2 separate regions of the Homo sapiens genome follow, and region 2 is linked to region 1. A link is an interaction called in ENCODE POLR2A ChIA-PET data of the cell type or tissue named here. Cell type or tissue: MCF 10A. All regions are shown on one strand. Links, peaks and the distances in the headings refer to the core of each region. The heading gives the core; the rest is flanking DNA.

Region 1 (10,734 bases), core at 3,889-7,888:
TCATCACCAGGGAGAGAGCACAGACAGGCAGGGGCATGTAGTGCTCACTGGTCCTGTTCCTTCTCATCCTTCCAGGTAAGTGGGCCTGGGGATTAAGGAACTGGAACCCAAAAGGCTGGGCAGGAAACAGAGAGGGTCTGTGCTGGAGGGAAGGAGACAAGCTGGGGAAAATGCACTCATCCATGCACTTACATATAAGAAAGCAGGAAGGAAGGAAAAGAGAAAAAAAGGGAGGAATGTTTTGTTATCTGACAGTTACTAGGTTAGGTGTTGGGGAAAGAAACAAAAAACATAAATGGTGTCAGGTTTCTAGGATTCTGATTCTTCTCAACCCTGGCAGATGATAGATAGATAGATAGATAGATAGATAGATAGATAGATAGATAGATAATTGATAGACAGACAGATAGATGATAGATGATAGATAGATGATAGATAGATAGATAGATAGATAGATAGATAGATAGATAGATAGATAGATAGATGAGAGAGAAGTAAATGGATGGATGATAGACGAGAGACAGATAGATGCATGGACAGGTGGACAGATAGATGAAAGAACAGATAAATAGGTAGATACATACATACTTATATACTTGCACATATACACATATACCCAAACTTAAATGCATGAATCCCTGAGGAACTTTAAAAGAGCACAAATACTCAGGTTCCAGCTCAGACCCACGCAGTCGTGGCGGGGTTCAGACATCTGGCTAGTTTAGAAGCCTCCACAGCTTGTCATGAGTTGTAGCTAAAATGGAGCAGCTCAGAGTTACAGGGAGGAAGACAGGCAATAAGGCAAGGATGTCATCGCTCTCTGGAATGTAAGTCAACCCCACACATCAGCCTGCTTGAGCTTCTGCTCTGGACGAGCCAAAGACCAGACCATTGTTCAAGGTTGTAAGTACAACAACTGAGACAGATACAAAGTGGTCTGGTGGCACCAGGGCGGGGCTGAACCAACCCTTCAGGGAGGGGAATAAGGGCTTAAGTCCATCAAGCAAGGAAGAGACAACTTCCTGGGCAAAGGGAGCAACTTGTGCAAAGGTATGGAGACAAAAATAGCATGGTGCTTAGGCAAAGAAAAACAACTGTGCACTGAGTGTGTGCACAGGTGTGTGAGTGTTGGGGGTGTGTGTGTGTGTGGGGGTGTGGGTGTGTTTGGTTCCATGAAACTTTATCACATGTGCAGACTCACAGGAGAGGGTTTTTAGGGGTGTGGGGTGCAGTGCCAGTGGGCGGAGGAGTTGGGGGAAGCCAGGATGTCTACCTGTTCAGCTCTGGGATTTTAAAATAAATCGGTGGCTGGCCGGGCGCGGTGGCTCATACCTGTAATCCCAGCACTTTGGGAGGCCGAGGAGGGCAGATCACCTGAGGTCGGGAGTTCAAGATCAGCCTGACCAACATGGAGAAACCCTGTCTCTACTAAAAATACAAAATTAGTCGGGCGTGGTGGCGCATGCCTGTAATCCCAGCTACTCGGGAGGCTGAGGCAGGAGGATTGCTTGAACCCAGAAGGCGGAGGTTGCGGTGAGCCGAGATCGCACCATTGCACTCCAGCCTGGGCAACAAGAGCAAAACTCCGTCTCCAAATAAATACATAAATACATAAATAAATAAAATAAACTGGTGGCTGCAGTGAGAGCCAGGGATTGGTGGGGAAGTGGGTGTCACCTCAGGGCAAAGGAGGGAAGGTTTCCAAAATGAGAGGGTGTTCAGTGGTCGCTAGGATGGCGCATGAACAGACCACTGTGTTGGGCAGTTGGAGCCCTCAGGAGAACTTTGTCAGAGGGGTGACAACAAAAGAAATACTGCCGGGGAATTAAGGAACAAATGGATGTGAGAATTTGACAATTTGGGGGCTGAGGATAAAGGCTCCTGGTTGGTCCCCAGGGAGGTGCCGGAAGCCCTGGGCAGTGCCCAGGGAGGGAAGATCTGGACGTTGGGTTCTGTCTTCCAGAGTATTTCTCCATCTATGGTCCTAGAGCTGTGTGGGGCACAGAATGGGACTCACTGACAGTGCAGTGTCATTATGACCAAGGCTGGGAGACCTACAGCAAGTAGTGGTGCCACGGGAAGGACTGGCAGTCCTGCAAAATCCTCATTACAATCACAGGATCAGAGCAGACAGCGGAGAGAGACCGAGTGTCCATCAGGGACGATCAGAAACATATACCCTAAAACTTAAAGTATAATAATAATAAAATTTAAAAAAAGAAAAGAAAAGAAAAACCGTGTGTTCACCATAACCATGAAGATGCTCTGGAGGTCCGACACTGACACCTACTGGTGTGGGATTGAGAGGACAGGCACTGACCTTGGGGTCCAAGTTGAAGTGACCATTTACCCAGGTCGGAGCAGCTCCCTCCTGTACCAAACTCTGGTGCTGACCCGAGAGGATTCAGTGATGCTGTCTTGACATTGTCCTGGGACTACGTGTGTGCATGGGCTTGTGTGTGCTTGTGTGTGCCTGTGTATGTGTGCCTGGGCTTGCCCGTGTCTATATGTGTGCTGTGCATAGATGTATGTGTACGAATGGGCCCGTGTGTGTCTGTGTGTACATGTCTGTGTTTGTGGGCCTATGTGTGTGCATGTGCATGTGTGTGTGTTTGGGGGGAGGGGTTACACCAAGATTCTGGAAAGACTGGAAGACAGAGCAAGCCTCAGTATCTCTGTATGTCTCTATCTGCTATTATCAGAGGGAGCCAAGCAGAACTGGGTCAGCTTGGGCAGGCACAGTGCAGGGTAAGAAAGAAGGCAGGTTCTCTTCTGCAAGTCACTTGGGGCAACCCGTGCCCCCTCAGAGCAGCCCCAGCCTGACGGGAGGACTTGTCAGGTGTACAGGGAGGGGAATGCAAGAAAATCGCAATCCCAGAAGTCTCAGCTCCAGGACAAGCATGTAGTGACCAAGAGCCCATTGGTGACCCTCTCCTTGGAGCCACCTCTCTCTCGTCCTCTCCCACCTCTGGTGACATATGGACAAAGGAAGGCATGGGAGACTCTGACCCATTCCTGAAAGAGGGAAAAACAGAACCCGGCATAGTGCAGAGCCCTCCCACAGGCCTCCCCTGGCTGCCCCGAGCCTTTGAGGATACTGAGAACTCACAACAGGGGGCTCCTAGAAAGAGAGTCCGGCTGTCATCCTCACTCCACAGCCCAGCCCCCAGAGCCATCAGTGTCATCTCCGCCGTGGGCACCAGAGAAACTGTCAGCTCCCCATGCACATGCATAGATGCTGCAGCTCAATCATATATCTGTTACTTGTGGGCCCATTTACAAGGCAGGGAAAAGTCCTTTTCAGCTTAGTATATGCGGATGTGGTGTGCCTGTGTGTGTGTGCAGTGGGGAAGTCTGGTTTTAGAATGTTTCAGAAATTGACTTAAAAAGAGAACAAAGGCATGAGTGGAAGGAAAGGAGGAGCTGGGGGAGAGTCGGAGGCTGCAACCCTCCAAGCCTAGTGAAATAAGGAAGCTTTGGGGAGGCAGGAAAACTTCAGCTGGAAACAGATGCTCTGCCCAGCTGCAGGGGAGAGGAGTCCTGAGTCCCCAGGCAGGGCCCAGGGAGGGGCAGCTGGCTCTGAGGGTCACTTTGCTACACAGCAGGCAACAAACAGCCTGCTGGAGCCCAGGCTGAGACTCAAGAGAAGGGCTGGCTGGCTCTGATGTAGAACTTCAGGGAAGCAGAGTGTGGTTCTCAACGCTCAGCTGTGCAACGCAGGACTCTGGGACTAAGTTGAATATTTGTAAATTGCCTGCATAGCTTCTCGCCACAAGTCCTTCCCAGGTGGTGCAGTGATGTTTGTTTGTAAGTGAAATAATATTACATTTTAGGTAAGATACCAAAAAGATACAAAACAAAACAACTGTAGTGCTAAGACTAAATGCTTCACGATCCTTGGAGGGGTAAGAGGTGACGTGAGCCACGGGGAAGCCACCTAGGTCACCCTCAAAACTATCCTTTGCATGTCCCACAGCAACTCCAAGAAAACAATCTGAACCTAAGACAACAGACGCAGCTGCACCTGGGACAGCAGACACAGCTGGGCCTGGGACAATGGACACAGCTGTACCTAGAAAAGCAGAAACAGCTGTGCCTGGGAAAAGGAACACAGCTGTGCCTGGAACAGCAGACCCAGCTTCACCTGGGACAGCAGACACAGCAGAACCTATGAGAACAACCACTCCAACAGTTCTGGCCTCCTGGCCTTCTCTCACCCAGAGCACCAACAGCACCCAGCCCACGGCTCTTACCAGCCCCCTCACCAGGTGAGCAGAGCTGGGCTCCCACAGACCTTTCCCTAGGCTGCCCCATGACTGCTCCTTCAGATGCTCTCACCAGGGACCCTCATGTGGCGCTCGTCAGGGGAGAAACAGTGAAGTCTGTAGTGGGCCTTCCCCTCCCTGTCTACACCTGAGCACTGCAGGAGATTCTCCCTGATGAGCTGCAACAGGCTGAGCTCCAGAGAGCAGGCTCTGGGCTCCATGCTTCACCGAGTCCCTCAAGCCCCAGGAGGCAAAAGCGAGGTGAAGCTTTGGGTGCTCTGGAAGGGCAGCTGTCTGGGTGGCTTTCCTGTGGCTGCTGTAACTGATCGTTACAAACTTTGTGGCTTAAAACAACACAGTCTCATGATCATACAGCTGTGGAGACCAGAAGTCTGAAATGGGTCTCACTGGGCTGAAATCAAGGTGTTAACAGGGCTGGTTCCTTCTAGAGGCTCCAGCGGAGGGCCTGTTCCCTTGCCTTTTCCAGCTTCTGGAGGCCACCCGTGTTCCTTGGCTCATGGCCCCCTCCTACCCAAAGCCAGCAAAGGTCGGTGGAGTCTCCCACAGAGCATCGCTCCACTGTCTCTCCTGCCTCCCTCTTTCATTTATAAGGACGCTGGTGATTCCACTGGGCTCAGCCAGATGATCCAGGATAATCCACCCTGGGTCACCTGACGAGCAGTCTCAAATCCACCCACTGCCTTAATTCCCCCTTGCATGTAATAAAACATATTCACAGGCTTTGGGGTTATGACATCGTGGGTGGGGTTCACTATTCTGCCTACCACAGTCACAGGCAGGGGTGTGCCCATCGCTCCAACTCTCCAGCCAAGGCTAGGGAAGGGCAGGGCGGGAGAGCGGGAAGCTGGGCCTCTTGCTTTTCTTTCACATTCCCAGCATGGTAGATGGGTGTGGACATCAATCCGAAGCCCACCTCCTTTCGAGGGATCAATAGGATGTCTCATCACCGCGCAAATGCGGCTGCCCCTGTTTAACCCCATCACAGCCTGGTGCTTCAGGATCCCTCAAAGTCCAGGGTCAAGGCCCATTCTCTCCCTGGATCCTGCCTTCCCTGCTCCACCGGCTCCCTTCTCCAGCCCAACTCCGTTCCTTTCAAAGGGTCTTGTTCCCTGGAGCCTGCCAGCACCGATCCTGTGTTCCCTAGGAGTCCGGAAGAGGCGAGGCACTGGGGATGCTTCCTGACCTGGCCTTCGTCTCGCTCCACTGTTTGCAGAGCGGTTGTTCTGCTGAGTGGGGATGGCAGTGCCAGGACTTCTAGCGAGACGGGAGAGGCACAAGGGGAAACTTGGCGGGAAGAGACCAAGGGTGCGGCGGCTCCACGGGGAGTGGAACTTGCAAGAAGAACACAGTGGTTTAAAGGGTATTTTTAGGATGTGCAATATGGCAGGCCTGCTCTCACTCAAGAAAACTCTGAGTTAAATTCACATGACTCATCACTGCTTCCATGCCCTGGGCTGGAGGCCAGCTTCGGGGAGAGAACAGGGATGGCCTGAGGGAAAGGGCCCTGGCACTGGGTGTAGGGGAGTGGATGAGGAATAAGACTGGGGAATCAGACTCTTACACGCTGATGGGGACTCCCCAGAACCCACTCGTTTAGCTAGACCAAATATTAAACATGTGGGTGATATGAGGCAGCAGGTCTCAGATCTGCTGTCATAAAGTGGGTCCAAGCAGGAGGAGACCCCTCCCAGGAGAACCAAATAGATAAATAGCCAGGTTGTTAGAAGTGGGGGAATCTTCCTGTGCTTCAAAGAGGTAATAATAATTAGATTTGAGCTTGAAAGATGGGCAGAAGTGACAAAGGGAGACACAAGGCAGAGAGAGGAGCAGAAGCAGGAATACAGGACACAGCAGACCCTCGAGCTTGGCGGGACACAGGTGAGTAGCAGGGACTGTGGGAAAGAAGACCAAAGGCAGGCCTGGCTGGGTGCAGTGGCTCACGCCTGTCATCTCAGCACTTTGGGAGGCCAAGGCAGGAGGATGGCTTGAGCTCAGTAGTTCAAAATCAGCCTGGGGTATATAGCGAGACGCCATCTCGGCAAATAATGTTAAAGGCTGGGCAGTCACGGCCAAGGGCAGCGAAGGGGCCGGGCCCCAGACTGAGCCTGTGGGAAGGCCACTGGAAGCTCAGCCTCCGGGTGGCATGACTTTGCCCCTTGCATGGGGCTTCCCTGGTTGGGGACCAGGCAGCTGACCAGGGTGGCAGGTGTTGGCTCAGGGAAGAGGCTGCTCACTCTTGGCATCTTGACCCCTTTGTCCAGGATCCTGCTCTGCAACATCCACTTCCTGCTCCCGATCTCCCTGAAGGGGCTGCTGCTCGTGGGCCTGCTCTGCACTGTGCTGCAAGTGAGCAGTGCTAAGGGGGCCTCCAGGGGGAAATAAAGTCACAGCCTGAGCCGGGGAACCGCAGCTCCCACACCATCAACACCCTCGGAGGGGGCAAGCAGAACCTCTGGCCTCCTATCAGGTAATAAGCAGCAATTGCAGTTCCCCAGGAGACAAGGGTCCCTGCAGAGATGAAATATCCCTCATCCTGGCCTCAGGAAGGCAATCCCACTCCCAGCTGGCTCTGCACAGCACAGGGATGCTGACGGGGCCTCTCTGCCTTCTGCCACCTCTGCCTCAGGAGCAGATAAAAGAAAGGACATCCCCCTTGCACACTGATTCCTTGGAGGCATCTGCATCTCACCTTCATGGATCCTCCCTCAGGCCTCCTTTCCTTGTGGCTCCAGGATGACCCTGTCAGAGATACTGGACTATCGTTCAGTTGCAGAGGCCCCAGGGCCTGTCTGGACTTTTCCATCCCAAGAGGGGCTCGGCTCTATCCCCTTTGTGCCTGTGACCCTCTCCATCCCCCACCCGGCTCAGAACTGGCACAGCCACCACCAACCACTCCTGATTCAACCCAAGCTTCGCCCTTTCCACCTCTCGAGCTGTGCAACAACAAATGCAGGATGCTCAGCCCTCATGTGTCAGTCCCCTCAATTCACTTGTAATTAAATAACAACACACCTCTTTTTCTAATTTTCAAAGGTGTATATATTTCCCCTCAATAAAGTTGTTAGGATTATTTTTCTCTTCCACTTACATTCTTCCTGAACTCTGCCTGCTCTTTTTTCTTCCATATTTTACTTTAAATACTTTTTTTTGAATTACTATATTTCTTTTCTTAGCTCCTTTTTTTGGAGAGATCTTGTTGTCTTAACTTCTCTAAGAAGGAGGGGAATTTTCCATCTGAACTCTTCCTCTATTGCCTTGAGCACTTCCTCTCCTGAGACGGGTTCTTCAACTGCCATTTGCTAGTGTTCATTTCTTCTCCTTGATCTCATCAGCTGTGAACAGGTGCTGGTGTGCTTTATAACTTTTCTCTGAATGAGGTTGAAGATTGGCCAAGAGTAGTGTCAGGAGCCATGGAGGCAGAGCCATGGAGGGCAGAGCATGGAGGGCAGAGTGTGGAAGGCAGAGCCATGGAGGGCAGAGGGTGGAGGGCAATGTGGAGGGCAGACCGTGGAAGGCAGAGCCATGGAGGGCAGAGCATGGAGGGCTATTGACACAGTGGAAAGTTTGTTTTCGGGAACACTCACCACTTGCCACATCTTGACTACCTGTGTCCATATGGTTCATGTGTTGAGAAAGGGCAAGACCTCAGGCTCCAGCAGCCTGCATGCTGCTAAGCATAAGAGAACAGCCTGTGTTGTTGCAATGTGAACCATGGTCACACAGGCTGGTTGCTATTGTCATCTGGAGGCTTCTTCACCCACGAGTCTGGAGCATGGGCTGGGGTGATCCAAGACAGCTCTGCTGGGACTGTTGCCCAGAGACCCTACATGTGGCCTCTCTGTGACAGCTGGGTTCTAAAAGGGAATATCTGCAGACCTTCCAGAGGGCAAGCGTTTCAATAGACTGAAGAGGGAGCTGCAGGGTTTCTTCTGACTTAGCCTTGGAAGCCATACGGAGGCCCTCTTGCATTCCCCATGGGGGCAAATATTGGTTCTTGCAGGGTGGAAAAATATTTTTACTCTTTCTAGATACAAAACAGAGATATAGATGGATGGATGGATAGATAGATAGATAGGTAGATAGATAGATAGGTAGGTAGGTAGATAGATAGATAGATAGATAGATAGATAGATAGATAGATAGACAGGTGAATGGATGGATGTACAATACATCTTTGGTATTAACATTTCATGAGGGGAGATATTTAGGGATATTCTTTTTTTAGGGATATTCATTGTTATCTTAGGATAACAATGAAAAAATGTTGAGAAACACTGTTCTAGTCCACAAGTTGAAACAGTCACAACCCAGCCAGACCCAAGGGGAGGGGACCTAAGCCACAACTCTTCATGGAAGGAGTATCAAGAAATTTGCAGCCATGTTTTTAAACTGCCTTGTGGAAGAATCATAATGTAGCGCCTTCATGTCACATATAAGAATAGCGGGACGTGAAGGGGTGAAGCCACCTGGTCCCCAGTCACAAGGCCAGAGAGCAGAGTTGATTCTGCCTCTGAATGGCAGCCTGGAGCTGGCCCACACAGCATCCCTGCAGGCCCATCTGTGCACTTTAGAAGGTCACTTCCCAAGCCTGCTGGGGGCACCATATGGTCCCAAGAATAAAAATGAGGCCCTGAAACACCTATCCTTTACTCAGAGGTCACAGTCCAGCAGCCATTACTTGCACAGACATGTCTTGTTTGGGTTCAGTGGGTGAATGGTTAAACAAATTATTTTACACCCATGCAATGAAATCCTGCTGAGCAATAGGAAGGAATCAGCTATTGGTTGTGGTAAGTGCAACCACTTGTATGGATCTCAAGGCTCAGTGAATTAAAAAGTCAATCTCAAAATATTACATACTGCATAATTTCATTTGTCCTCAAAAGGATGACACTGTAGAGATGGAGAACAGATTAGTGGTTTCCAGGGGACAGGAATGGGATAAGGGTGCAAATACAAGGGACAGCATGAGGGAGATCCTTGTGATGATGGATTGGTTCTGTATTTTGACGGGGGTGGTAGTTACCTGGATCTGTAAAATTGCATGGAACTCTACACAAACATATCCATAAACCAATGTATGTTAAAAACGGTGAAAACTGAACAAAGTCTGCAGTCTAGCTAACAGTATTGTAACAATGCTGGTTTCCTGGTTTGGGTCTTGTCCTACAGTTATATAATACATCACCATTGAAAGACACTAGATGAAGGATTCACAGGACTCTATGTTATATTTGCAATGTTAAGCCTATAATCATTTCAAAATAAAAGTTTCAAAAATTAAAACCTCCAGGGGCTCCCTATGGCCTCCAGAACACAATTCAAACTTCTTGGTCTGCCATGAAGCCCTTTCAGACTGAGGCTCCAGCCCCATATCTCACTCCTCCCTCACATGCACTCTGCACACATGGTAATGGTAACGTAGCTCCTGAAGGTCCTGGTATCCACCATGCTCTATGACTCTTCCCTACCATTGTCTGGGACAATCATCCCCCAGTCTTCTGCCCTATTTTTATAACTCAAGCCCTCAATTTTCCTTCTCCGCTTGGCCCTCATGGGAGTGCCTCCCTTCTGTGCCCCCACAGAGCACTGTGCAGAACCCTGACACAAATTCTAACACACCGCATCGCTATTGTTAGTCTACATCTTAGACTTCCCTTCTAAAGGAGTAGGGACTCTGCATAGTTTAAGTCCTTATCTGTAATGCCCAGAACAATGCACCATAGACACACAATAAAAGTTTATTGAATGAATGAGTAAATAAAGGGAAAAAAGAAAGGAAGAATAGGGGAAAAAAAGGGAGTAAGGGAGAAGGGAAAATTCAAAGCATGGAGAAGCCACTGTTTGTTTCTCCTGCACCTGCTGTCTGCCATCTGTCTACTCTTTCTTAACTCTTCTCTTCTGGCTTCTGCTGTCATTGCTCTGTTGATCTGCTCTTCTGAACTTCATTAGTGACCTTGTGAATGATAAGTTCAATAGCCTCCTCTCAATCCCGGTCCTCCTCCACCTCTCTAGCTCTGCTCTCCTCCTTGAAACATTCATGGCTCTTGACTTCTCATCTTCCACCTGTTTGATTCTGCTCCAGCACCTTGATCAATGTCTTCCTCCTACCCTTTGTCTTTAAATGCAGGTGCCCCGAGGGCTCTGTCCTTGGTTCTGAACTCTTCCCTCCATGTTTTCACTTCTTGCTGGGTTCCAGTTAATCTCTCTACACACATTCCTCTCCAGCCCTCAACACTCTGCTAACCCACATCTCTAGCTATCTGCTAGACCTCTCTGCCTGATGATTCCAAACACACAGAAAACTAAGCTCTGCATCATCCAAGCCTGCTCTTGACTTTCCTACTTCTGTCAATGATGCCCGATTCCTCTGGTTTTCCAGGCTTAAGACTCCGGACTCCCAGATTCTTCCTTTCAGACTTTGCTACATCTGCTAGGCAAGTCCTCC
Region 2 (9,860 bases), core at 1,519-5,518, 150 kb before region 1:
GGACACATGGGGTTGGGGTCAGGACTGCATTCTCAGGGACCAGTGGAGAGCCCTGGACCAGATGAACTGGAGTCTAGGCCTCTCTCGTGACTGGGACTTGTGGGACGTGGGAGGCCTGTGAGATCCAGGACTAAAGATTATGCTGTTTCCTAATGGGCAGATATGTAAGTAGGTAAGTGGGATCCTCAGGTAAGCGGGATCCAGAACTAAAGACTGTGCTATTTCCTGATGGGCAGATGTGTTGTTTCTACCTCATCTTGGGCAGCACCTGGATATGCTGGCGCTGGTTCATCACTGGAGGAGCCTCTTGTATTTTGAGCCCTCGGACATGCTCCAGAGGGTCCTGACGGTCACCCAGCAAAGAGGGGGTACCTCCATGGTGCTGGCACCAAAGACAGAGATGGGCACAGCTCCAGGCTCGTGAAAATGAGCTCTCTATAACATTGTCTTCCTGAGGTTTTTCCTGCCCTTATCCAAGGTGGGCCCTAAAGCTCAGTCCCCAGCCCAGCAGCACCTCTGGGTGCCGGGGTGGAGGATGACGACCAGAGCAGCTCTCTGGAGAGGTGCCCTGTAGTCAGTCCCACAGCTCTCTGGTGCTACCCCCGTCCCCAGCAGCCTGTGCCTTTGTCACTGGCATACTTTTCCAGAGCTAAATTGGGCGAGCAATCCCTGCAGAGTAGGATTGCAGCTCTGACTGTGGCCCCCGACCTCTCTGTGTTGCCTGTCGAAGTCCATGAACAGAATGTTATTTCCCTCCAGTGGAAGGGAAGCAGGGAGCTCTGTGGACCTCACGCTGCCCTTGGTCTAGCTTAGCGGCCCCAAGATCCCTTAGTGAATCAAGGCGCTGTGTTGCTTTCCTATGTGATAATTTCAAAGGAGTCCCCGGCAGGGCCTGATACCCAGAGGCTGCAGTCTCCAGTGGACGTGGGTGTGTGTATAGCCTGAGTCCTCTGGGGGTCTGCGCGTGAGGCTCAGGGAGGGATGGGATCCTAAAAGATGCAGGCCTGCCTGTATTCAGGAGTACCCACTGGCCCTGCTTACTCCCGCCCGGGCCAAGTGGAGAAGAAGTTAGATGAGTTCTTAGGAGGAGAGAGGCAGCTTCTTTGAGGTGGTCGAGTGGCATCACAAACAAGCGTTGAATGGAAAAAGACTAGAAGAGGCAGAGCCTGTCACAGGTTCACCATCATCCAGCCAACACTATGGGAAATCTCACACCCACCACTGTCAAACCGAGGACTTTGGACTTAATAACTGCTCAGAATTAAACGACCTTACCTTCCATGGGTGAGGGCTTACTGCCATTGAATTCCTGTGTGTTCATAAATTCTGGGAGTTACTAGTTTTTTTTTTTTTTTTTTAATTATTTTTAGAGACAGGGTCTTGCTACGTTGCCCAGGCTGGTCTCGAACTCCTGGCCTCAAGCGATTCTCTCATCTCAGCCTTCCATGTAGCTGGGATTCCAGGTGCCTGCTCCCCCACCCCCGACCCTGCCTCTGGGATTTTTTTCATGTGTATTTCCCTGCTAGACCTCTTGCTTTTTACACCAACAAATGCTGTTTGATTCCAACTAACCTTTTTCTCTGTTGGGGATTTATTTTAAGGGGAAAACCAGGCCTCCAAAAACCACTGAGCTCTCAACCCGTCAAGGCCAGAGAACTCTAACACCTACACAAGATGTGGGTGGGGAGGGAGGCGACCCCAAAAGTATCCCTGTTGCTGCCTGGCATGGCTGGAAGAGGCAGCCAGGATACCCATTGGGTGAAATTCTCAGTGCACAGAACCAGGGATGGCTGGTAAATCCCCTGGGCCATGAAGACCTGCCTGCCGAGTGCCTTTCCTGGCTTTCCAGTTTACTCATGGCCCTGCACTTGTTCGTCAGCCCCCCACAGCTCATAGAAGAGAGCAAGCAACAGAGGCTAAGTGCCTGCCCTGTGGGGGTGCTGCTTGGAAGGGTCTGTTGGCCCTCCAAGCCATTCTCGCCAAGGGCAGCATTTTCACTAGCCCCCGGAGGATGCGCCAAGGTCAGGCACAGGTGCCAGGAACCAGGATTTGTTTCCTGTCTGCCGTCTCCACTCTGGGCCCTCCAGGAAGCTGCAGCCCCTGTTCACAGCAGCTGCATGAATTATTTAGCATCTGCACCAGACCGGGAGTGCTCTGACCTCATCCTCCTTGGGCTCAGGGTGCGGTTCTGACCTCATCCTCCTTGAAAAAAGGTTGTTGATAGGCAGAGGCTGGAGCGGTGCGTCCCTCTGGGGTGCGGGTGATTAAAAGGGAGACACCAGTACCCTCAGAGAAGGAGGTGGGGAGCAGCGACCCATGCCCTTGTCGCAGGAGGCAATTCTGCAGCACGCAGAAAATATGACTTTGGAATCAGAGGCTGCGGGTTCACATCCTGGCTGTTAGTAGTTCTGTGACCTTCAGCAGCTCCCTTGGTCCTTCCTCAGTCTTCTCATCTGAAAAATGGGGGTACCAGCCCCCTGAGTTTGTGTTTGGTGTTCTGTCCCCTCCAGATAACCCCCACGAAAGTCACAGTCAAGGCAGAGCGTCCAGGCACCATCTGCCCAGTGTTTCCTGCCCAGACAAGCAGGTCTTCTGGCCAGATTTCAGTTTGGCACCTCCTGGTGCCACATCTTCCCTTCCCTCTATGCTGCCTCATGCCCTGGGTCCCCAGAGTGGGTGGCTTGGCAGGTTGCCACGATTGGAAGAGGATGCTAAGGAGAGAGACCCTTGGCAGTGCCCGCGCCCTGACTGGCAGGGGAGAAGGGCTAGCAGAGGCGTTAGGAGGGTCGCCAGGTGCACAGGAAGCCTAAGAAGCTAGGCTGAAGATCTGGGACGGAGCTGCTTTCTGCCAGCAAATGTCCACTGTCTACTGGGTGGACGGGAGGGAGTGGAGATGAGAGCGATCTGGTCTCTGCCCTCCTTTGCCAGGTCAGGCCTGAGGGCTGAAGTGGGAGTGGCCATGTGAGTCCCAGCAAATGCGTTTTGGGATTAAGCACGCAGGTGCCTTCAGCAAGCTTCCCCGGGTATCCCCTTCCCAAGCGGCACCTTCGTGGCAGGCAGGGCATCTCGGACCAGGGCCTGGCTCCAGCTAGCTCTGTGGCCTTGGACAGCTCCCTTGACCCCTCGCCCCCGCAAGGGTTTCCTCATCTGTAAAATACACCCCGATGTCTCCAGCTCTGTCTAAGCCCTGGAGTTGGTGTCCCCAGCAGTGGAGAGGGGACCTAAAGCCCCAGGGCTCTGCCGCAGATGCACCCCCAGGGGTTCCGACTCAAAGTCTGGAGCAGAACTGGGCAGACACAGGGTGACCGCCTGGCTGTGCTTTGGAGAGAGAAGTTGGGTCCCGTGGGGGTGAATGGGGCCGGTCCCAGACCGGTTGTCCGCCCCATCCGCCGACCCCTCACCTCCGCAGACTCCTCCAAGCCAGGGGCCTGGAAGTGGCTCCTTCTGATTCACCTAAAGGCAACGGTGGCTTGCCTCACCCCCAACTCCACCGACGGCAGGAGAGGGTCCGCGGGGGCCCGGGCCCAGGGAAGGTTTTACGCTCCGTCCTTAACCCAGCGTCCTAACCTGACCCGGCTGGGAGAGGGGGCGGGGCCCCGGAACCCCACCCGCAGACAGCCCACTCCCCCGCACGCACCTGGGTTGGGGGAGGTGGGGGGCGGTGGGGGGCAGTGAAGGTGGGGGGAGGTGGGGGTGGGCCCGAGCAGCCGGCGCGCCCACGTGCCTCTCCCGCGAGGGCCCGGCCACCCCAGCTCCAGCCAACCCGAGGCCGCCTCTCGTGCCCCACCCCAAGCCCCGCCCCGGCCCCTGCAACCCGATCCTCGCCGCGGGGCGGCGGCCGAAGCCAGCTGTCCCAGCTCCTGCTGTAGCCTGGGGGCCGGGCCGCCGCGCTCCGCCCATCCCCGCCCTCAGAGCTGGGCCTCGCAGCCGCTAGGGATTGCGGGGGCCGCATTTATCCCTGTGTCTCTCAGGCCCCGCAGAGACGGGGGTGGGGTGGGTGACGCCAGGGAAGCAGGCCCCTTTTCCCAAGGGAAGAATCCCCTTCCGGAGGCCCGCCGGGCCATGGAGTTTCCGCGGGTGGAGGTAGTGAGGCCAAGGGCACGGGGAGCCCTGTCGCTGCCTTACGTCTGGCTCTAGGCCGGGGTTCCTCGGCTCCACCAGCGACATTTGTGGCCGGATCGCTGTGTAGTGGAGCTGGCCCGGGAACTGCAGGATATTGAGCGGCATCCCTGACCCCCTCCACTGGATGCCAGGAGCACAGCCAGCCCCCTAACCCTACAACCACAAATGTCTCTGGACACGGCCAAACGTCCCCTGGGGGCAAACTCTCCGGGTGGAAACCCACTCCCCGAGGGTTTTTCGGTGGGCATTTGAGGCAGCCACACGGGCTGGGGGCCTGGAGCTCGAGGTCCCTGCAGCCAGGAAGCTGGTGCTGGCCTCCCCTTCTCCCCGGCGCTGCCAGCTGCTTCAGGCTGGCCTGGGAACTGTGACCCTTGGCCTGACAGTATTTCGGCAGCATGTGACCTGCCAGGCTTTCTCACCGTAGGGTGCCCCCACCCTGATGTGGGTGCTGGCACAGGGGATGCTGGGGACAAGCCCATCACTAGCAGTCAGGCCAGCTGGGGCACCGGAAAGAGACTCAGGCACTGGGTGTCCATGGGCAGCCTGAGGTTCCCAAGAGAAGCTGGGCTGAGGCCGCCGTGTGAGCCCAGGGGCTGTCCGGGCTGAAGGTCAGGGGGCATCCTGGCCCACAGGGTCCACCCCTTACGCGCACACACACACACACACACACACACACACGCACACACTGGGTGGGGCGTGGGAAAGACAAAAGGAGTCGGTCCCAGCTGGGGAGGATCCCGCCCTGTCCCTTCACCAGGCCCATTTGGGAGCGGTCATCAGAGCCAGGAAGGTGGTGAGAGGGCTGGGGCAGGGCACTGTTGGCCCCAACCCCCACTGCGTGCCACCCTGCCATGCAAAGCAGAATTTTCAGAAGAATCCAATTGCAGACTTAACGGGGGAGGTTTTAGTAGCTCCCCCTCCCCCTGTGTATTCACAATTGACTGTATTTGCATAGGAAATCTGGAAAGAGACAAAAGGCACCATAGCAGATGTTAAAGTGGACCATTGGGGGAGTTGGCCGGGGGCGTGGGGGGAAAGGGGGTCGGATGTGGGGGTGGGAATCCCCTGGTACCAAGCAGATGAGGGACAAGAAGATTTTTTCTGTCTCGTTTTGCTTTTTCTTTCTCTCCTTCCTTTCTCTCTTTTCCATAAAAATAAATTACATATTTTTAAAAAAAAATTCTTCTGAAAGAAAGAAAAGGGGCCAAAGGTAGCAGTGGCCCCCCACCAGCAGCTGCAGTGGCCTGCGACGTCCCTGCCCCAGCCTTCACAAAGACCAGACTGAGCTACCCTCGGCCACACTCCCTTTCCTCATCTCTCCCCCTGAGAAAGATGGGCCAACTTTTAGCCTGCCTAGATTTTCAACTCATTCTCTCCTTGGGAGGGTTTTCAAGGAGGCTGGGGCGGGGAGTGTGTGTTCATTGCATGTATGTGGCATGGGGCACCCACCCTCCACCCAGCCTTGCTGAATGATTCTTCGAAGGCTGAATTAGATTTACATCCGTGGAGCAGATTGGTGTGCTGTTTCTCAGCGTGTAGCTCATCATTATAAAACATGCTGTGTCCCATGGGGCAGACAGCAACAGACATGGGAATAGCATTTGGCTCATTAATTCATTCATTCATCAGGTTTTCATCCATATTTATCAAAGGCTGCTCCGTGCCATCATTCTAATTAACATCAATTCCCACACTGATCTCTCTCCTAGTATCCAAGTCTGTCTGGCACACAATTCTGTCACCTCCTCCAATCTGAGGCTTCCATCTCCACAACTCACTGCAGCCCGGTGTCCTGGGTCTCTGAGGGGAATCTCTTACTGTGTGTGCCAGTTCCTCAGCTACTTGACGGTGTCTGTAGATAGTGACCTGCTCTGAGGTCTGCAAGGGCAAAGTCACCCCCATCCCTGCATCTGTGTTCATGTCCCTGTGATGGGGATGATGGTTCACTGATGGGAACTTTGGTCACCTGGGGACAGCTGTGTCCTGGCTTTGAAAGTGAGGCTGGTTGGCCATGCATCATGGCTCACACCTGTAATCCCAGCACTTGGCAAGGCCAAGGCGGGGGAATTGATTGAGGCCAGGAGTTTGCGACCAGCCTGGCCAACATGGTGAAACCCTGTCTCTACTGAAAATACAAAAATTAGCCGGGGTTGGTGGTGCTCACCTGTAATCCCAGCTACTTGGGAGGCTGAGGCAGGAGAATCGCTTGAACCCAGGAGGTGGAGTTTGCAGTGGGCAGAGATTGTGTCACTGCACTCCAACCTGGGTGACACATTGAGACTCTGTCTCAAAAAAAAAAAAAAAAAAAGGAAAGAAAGTAGGCCAGGGAGATGGCCGGCCTGGGTTGCGGTGGGGGACTCTCTCCTTTGGTCATAGTCAGAAAGGTTAAGAGGGTGCTCTCCTGGGCACCCGTGAAGTGCCAGGTGTTCTCATAACCCCCGTGCACTCCAGTTCGTAAACTTGTCTGATTCTAGAAATCATCTGAATGCATTTGTTAAAATGACAGATTCCCAGTCCCCAACTGGAGAGACGCCTTATTCAGCTGGTCCGAGGCAGGCCCCAGAATCTGCATTCTCAGCCAGTACCCAAGGTGTTTGTTACATCAGTCAAACTTGGGCCCCACTACTGTAGGGGAGGCTGAGATGGGTTAATGCTGCCTCCACCACTGCCTGGGGGAGTCGGGAGAAGGAGCTGGGTGATTGAGTGACCAGGAGGCCTTTCAAGTCATCACCTTCTCACCTTTTCAGTGGTGGAGGTGGGAGCTTGTGTAGGGACTGTGGTGCAGGGTTGGGGTAGGAGAGAGAAGAGTCAAGAGATCTAAGGCTGTGGTCCCCCAGCTTCCCCCATGACTGAGGACCCATTTGAGGACAGGCTGGACGTTTTTCTGTATTTTTCAAGGGTTCTGTTCACTCTCCTTCCCGAATTCCTCAAGGGGGAGGGTGAGCAAGTGGGCTGAGAAGGAGGCACGGGGCTGGTGTCCAGGATCCCCGGGCCACTGTCTCCGGCCGTTTCCCTGCGTCTGATAGAAGGGGCCCCTTCCTACCCAGGCCCCTGGGATTTCTGCCTCTCACCTTTTAAGGCAATCCTTTGTTTTCCCGTCTTTGTTTACATGTTTCCCATGAAACCATGAGCTCCTGAAAAGGACATATTGCGGTATTTTTATCTTCATGTCCCTATCTTTGGACCCAGTGCCTGGCTCAATGGGGGCAGCCATTAATATTTGTTGAACAAATTGGCAGTGCCTGGGCACTGAGCGCCACCTGGCGGCGTTAGCGGGCATGGTGGTGCTTAGATATCAGTTGGAGCGGCGGACCTAGGGGGACGCGTCCTGGTCCCCTGGTTTGGGGCGGCCCGTCCAAGTGTGAGGTCATGTAGGGGTGGGGTAGGGGTCCCTGAACAAGGTCTGGTGGGGAGGCGAGGGGTGGGCCTTTGAAAGCTGTGACTCTCTCAGGATAACAAGGGGCAGGTGGGAAAGGAAGCCATGGACGCTCGGGATGGAGAAAGAAGAGGTCTATTCAACCATCTATTCATTCATTCATTTATTCACTTTCAGAACCAACTTTATGGGCAGGATTCAGCAGGAGGCTGGGACTTGTCATGCTGAGTCCTCCCTGAAGGGACTCCCTCCTTGTCTGCAGAGAGCTTAGGTAGTCCGGGGTTGGAGAATATCTATCTCCCTGAAGTGGAATGGCCAGCCGACTTCTGCACTTCCTCCACCCCGTCCTATGCACGGTCTGGTGTCTGAAACCTCTTTTCTCCCACTGCAGTGCCCTCCCACCCTCCCTCTTCCTCAGGGCGTGGAATCTCTGCCAGGGCTCCACTCATGGACTCAGGCATGGATGTTTTTATTATTCTTCTTTAGAGACAGGGTCTCCATGTGTTGCCCGGCCAGTCTAGGACTCCTGGGCTCAAACCATCATCCTGCTTCTGCCTCCTGACTGGCTGGGATTGCAGGTGTGGGCCACCATGCCTGCCCCCAAAGGCCCCCGAAGAATTTTCATGTGCACCCAGGCTTGAGACTTCTGCCAGAATCTGTGTAAGCAAATGTGGTCAGCGGGACCGGGAAACTGCATCGGAGTTATGTCTCTTTCTGCTTCACCCCACAGAGCTCTCTCCAGGTCGCTGCTGTTTTTGCTACACCCTGAGTCCCCACCCCAACATATACACTCTGACCTCCTGCGATGGTTGATATTGAGTGTCAACTGGATTGGATGGAAGGATGCAAAGTATTGTTCCTGGGTGTGTCTATGAGGGTGTTGCCAAAGGAGATTAACATTTGGGTCAGTGGACTGGGAAAGGCAGACCCAGCCTCAATCTGGGAGGGCACCATAAAAGCAGGTATGTAAAGAGCAGACTGGCTGAGTCTTCCAGCCTCCATCTTTCTGCTGTGCTGGATGTTTCCTGCCCTCAAACATTGAACTCCAAGTTCTTCAGCTTTTGGTTCTTGGACCTGCACCAGTAGTTTGCCAGGGGCTGTTGGGCCTTTGGCCACAGACTGAAGGCTGCACTGTCAGCTTCCCTGCTTTTGAGGTTTTGGAACTTGGACTGGCTTCCTGGCGCCTGTGCTTGCAGATGGCCTGTTGTGGGACCTCACCTTGTGATCGCGTGAGTCAATACTCCTTAATAAACTCTCCTTTATATCTACATCTATGTTAGTTCTGTCCCTCTAGATAACCCTGACTAATACACCCCCAAAACTACCCATGATAAAAGTTGACTCTCCTATTCTCTAGAAGCTAGAGATCTGAGCAGTATTTATTTATTTTTTATTGTTTGAGATGGAGTCTTGCTCTGTCACCCAGGCTAGAGTGCAGTGGCACGATCTAGGCTCACTGCAACCTCTGCCTCCTGGGTTCAAGCAATTCTCCTGCCTCAGTCTCCCAAGTAGCTGGGATTACAGGTGCCTGCCAACATGCCCGGATAATTTTTTGGTATTTTAAATAAAGACAGGGTTTCACCATGTTGTCCAGGCTGGTTTCAAACTCCTGACCTCAAGTGATCCACCCGCCTCAGCCTCCCAAAGTACTAGGATTACAGGTGTGAGCCACCGCGCCCGGCCACTCAGCAGTATTTAAGGTTGCAACCTTGGGTTCCTGCACCCATGGCCAAAACACATGTTCACAAAGGGGTCACTGCCAGCTGGTAGCCCTGGGGCAGTGTCCCTTGAACCCAGAGCCTTAAGGTAAAGCATGTAACCTTACTCAGGGCAGGGGAGGGAGGCTTGAAACCCAGGTTCCTGTCTTTGTCCTCTCAGTCCTAGAGGCAAGGCAGGCGTTCCCCAACTCCCCACCTGCACCCTAGCCCCTCCCCTCTCCTGGAACAGTCCAGCGGAGGCAGGCAGTGGAGTCACGGTGCTGCAGCCTGCTTACGCTAATGCCGCAGCTGGACAGTCCCAGGTCAGCCTCAGGGCTACAGGCCTTCTTGGGCATTGAGAGCCCCCTGGGTCTCCTCGACTGCCAACCAGGAGCCCAAGAGACCACAGAGGCCAAGCCGTGGCACCCTTGGTCCCTCCTGGGTGGCCTGGTCTGAAGGCTGGGCTCTGTGCCATTTCCTCCTCTGTGACATCTTTTTAAACATTTTTATAATTTTTTTAGAGACAGGGTTTCTCTCTGTCTCCCAGGCTGGAGTGCAGGGGCACAATCATAGCTGTCTGCAGCCTCCACCTCCCGGGCTCAAGCGATCTCTTGCCTCCGTCTCCCAGAGTGTTGGCATTACAGGCTTGAGCCACTGCGCCCAGC

Evidence for each region. Peaks named below come from ENCODE experiments on the same cell type or tissue, not always from the same donor. Only the 100,000 strongest peaks of a DNase experiment are listed, where the experiment ranks them.
Region 2: POLR2A ChIA-PET joins it to region 1 with 5 read pairs; 1 of 35 experiments calls an interaction of 5 or more read pairs at or near these places.

The regions. Positions count from the first base shown.
Region 1 is chr17:74,599,874-74,610,607 of GRCh38, forward strand. LOC101928343 (a long non-coding RNA gene) reads left to right here. Exons shown (of 4, transcript NR_158152.1): 1 at 1-75; 2 at 3,977-6,164; 3 at 6,548-6,753. It overlaps CD300E (CD300e molecule), which reads right to left. Exons shown (of 4, transcript NM_181449.3): 4 at 10,012-10,734. Among named protein-coding and RNA genes, the nearest start is that of CD300LD, 13 kb to the left of the region's middle. In MCF 10A, for the core only: no CTCF peak of the experiment used is centred there; DNase peaks (open chromatin) are centred at 5,058 and 5,748.
Region 2 is chr17:74,450,353-74,460,212 of GRCh38, forward strand. It overlaps a transcript of GPRC5C not described here. Among named protein-coding and RNA genes, the nearest start is that of CD300A, 11 kb to the right of the region's middle. RefSeq lists enhancers at 1,719-2,710, 2,711-3,701, 4,456-5,126 and a silencer at 3,601-3,960. In MCF 10A, for the core only: no CTCF peak of the experiment used is centred there; a DNase peak (open chromatin) is centred at 3,869.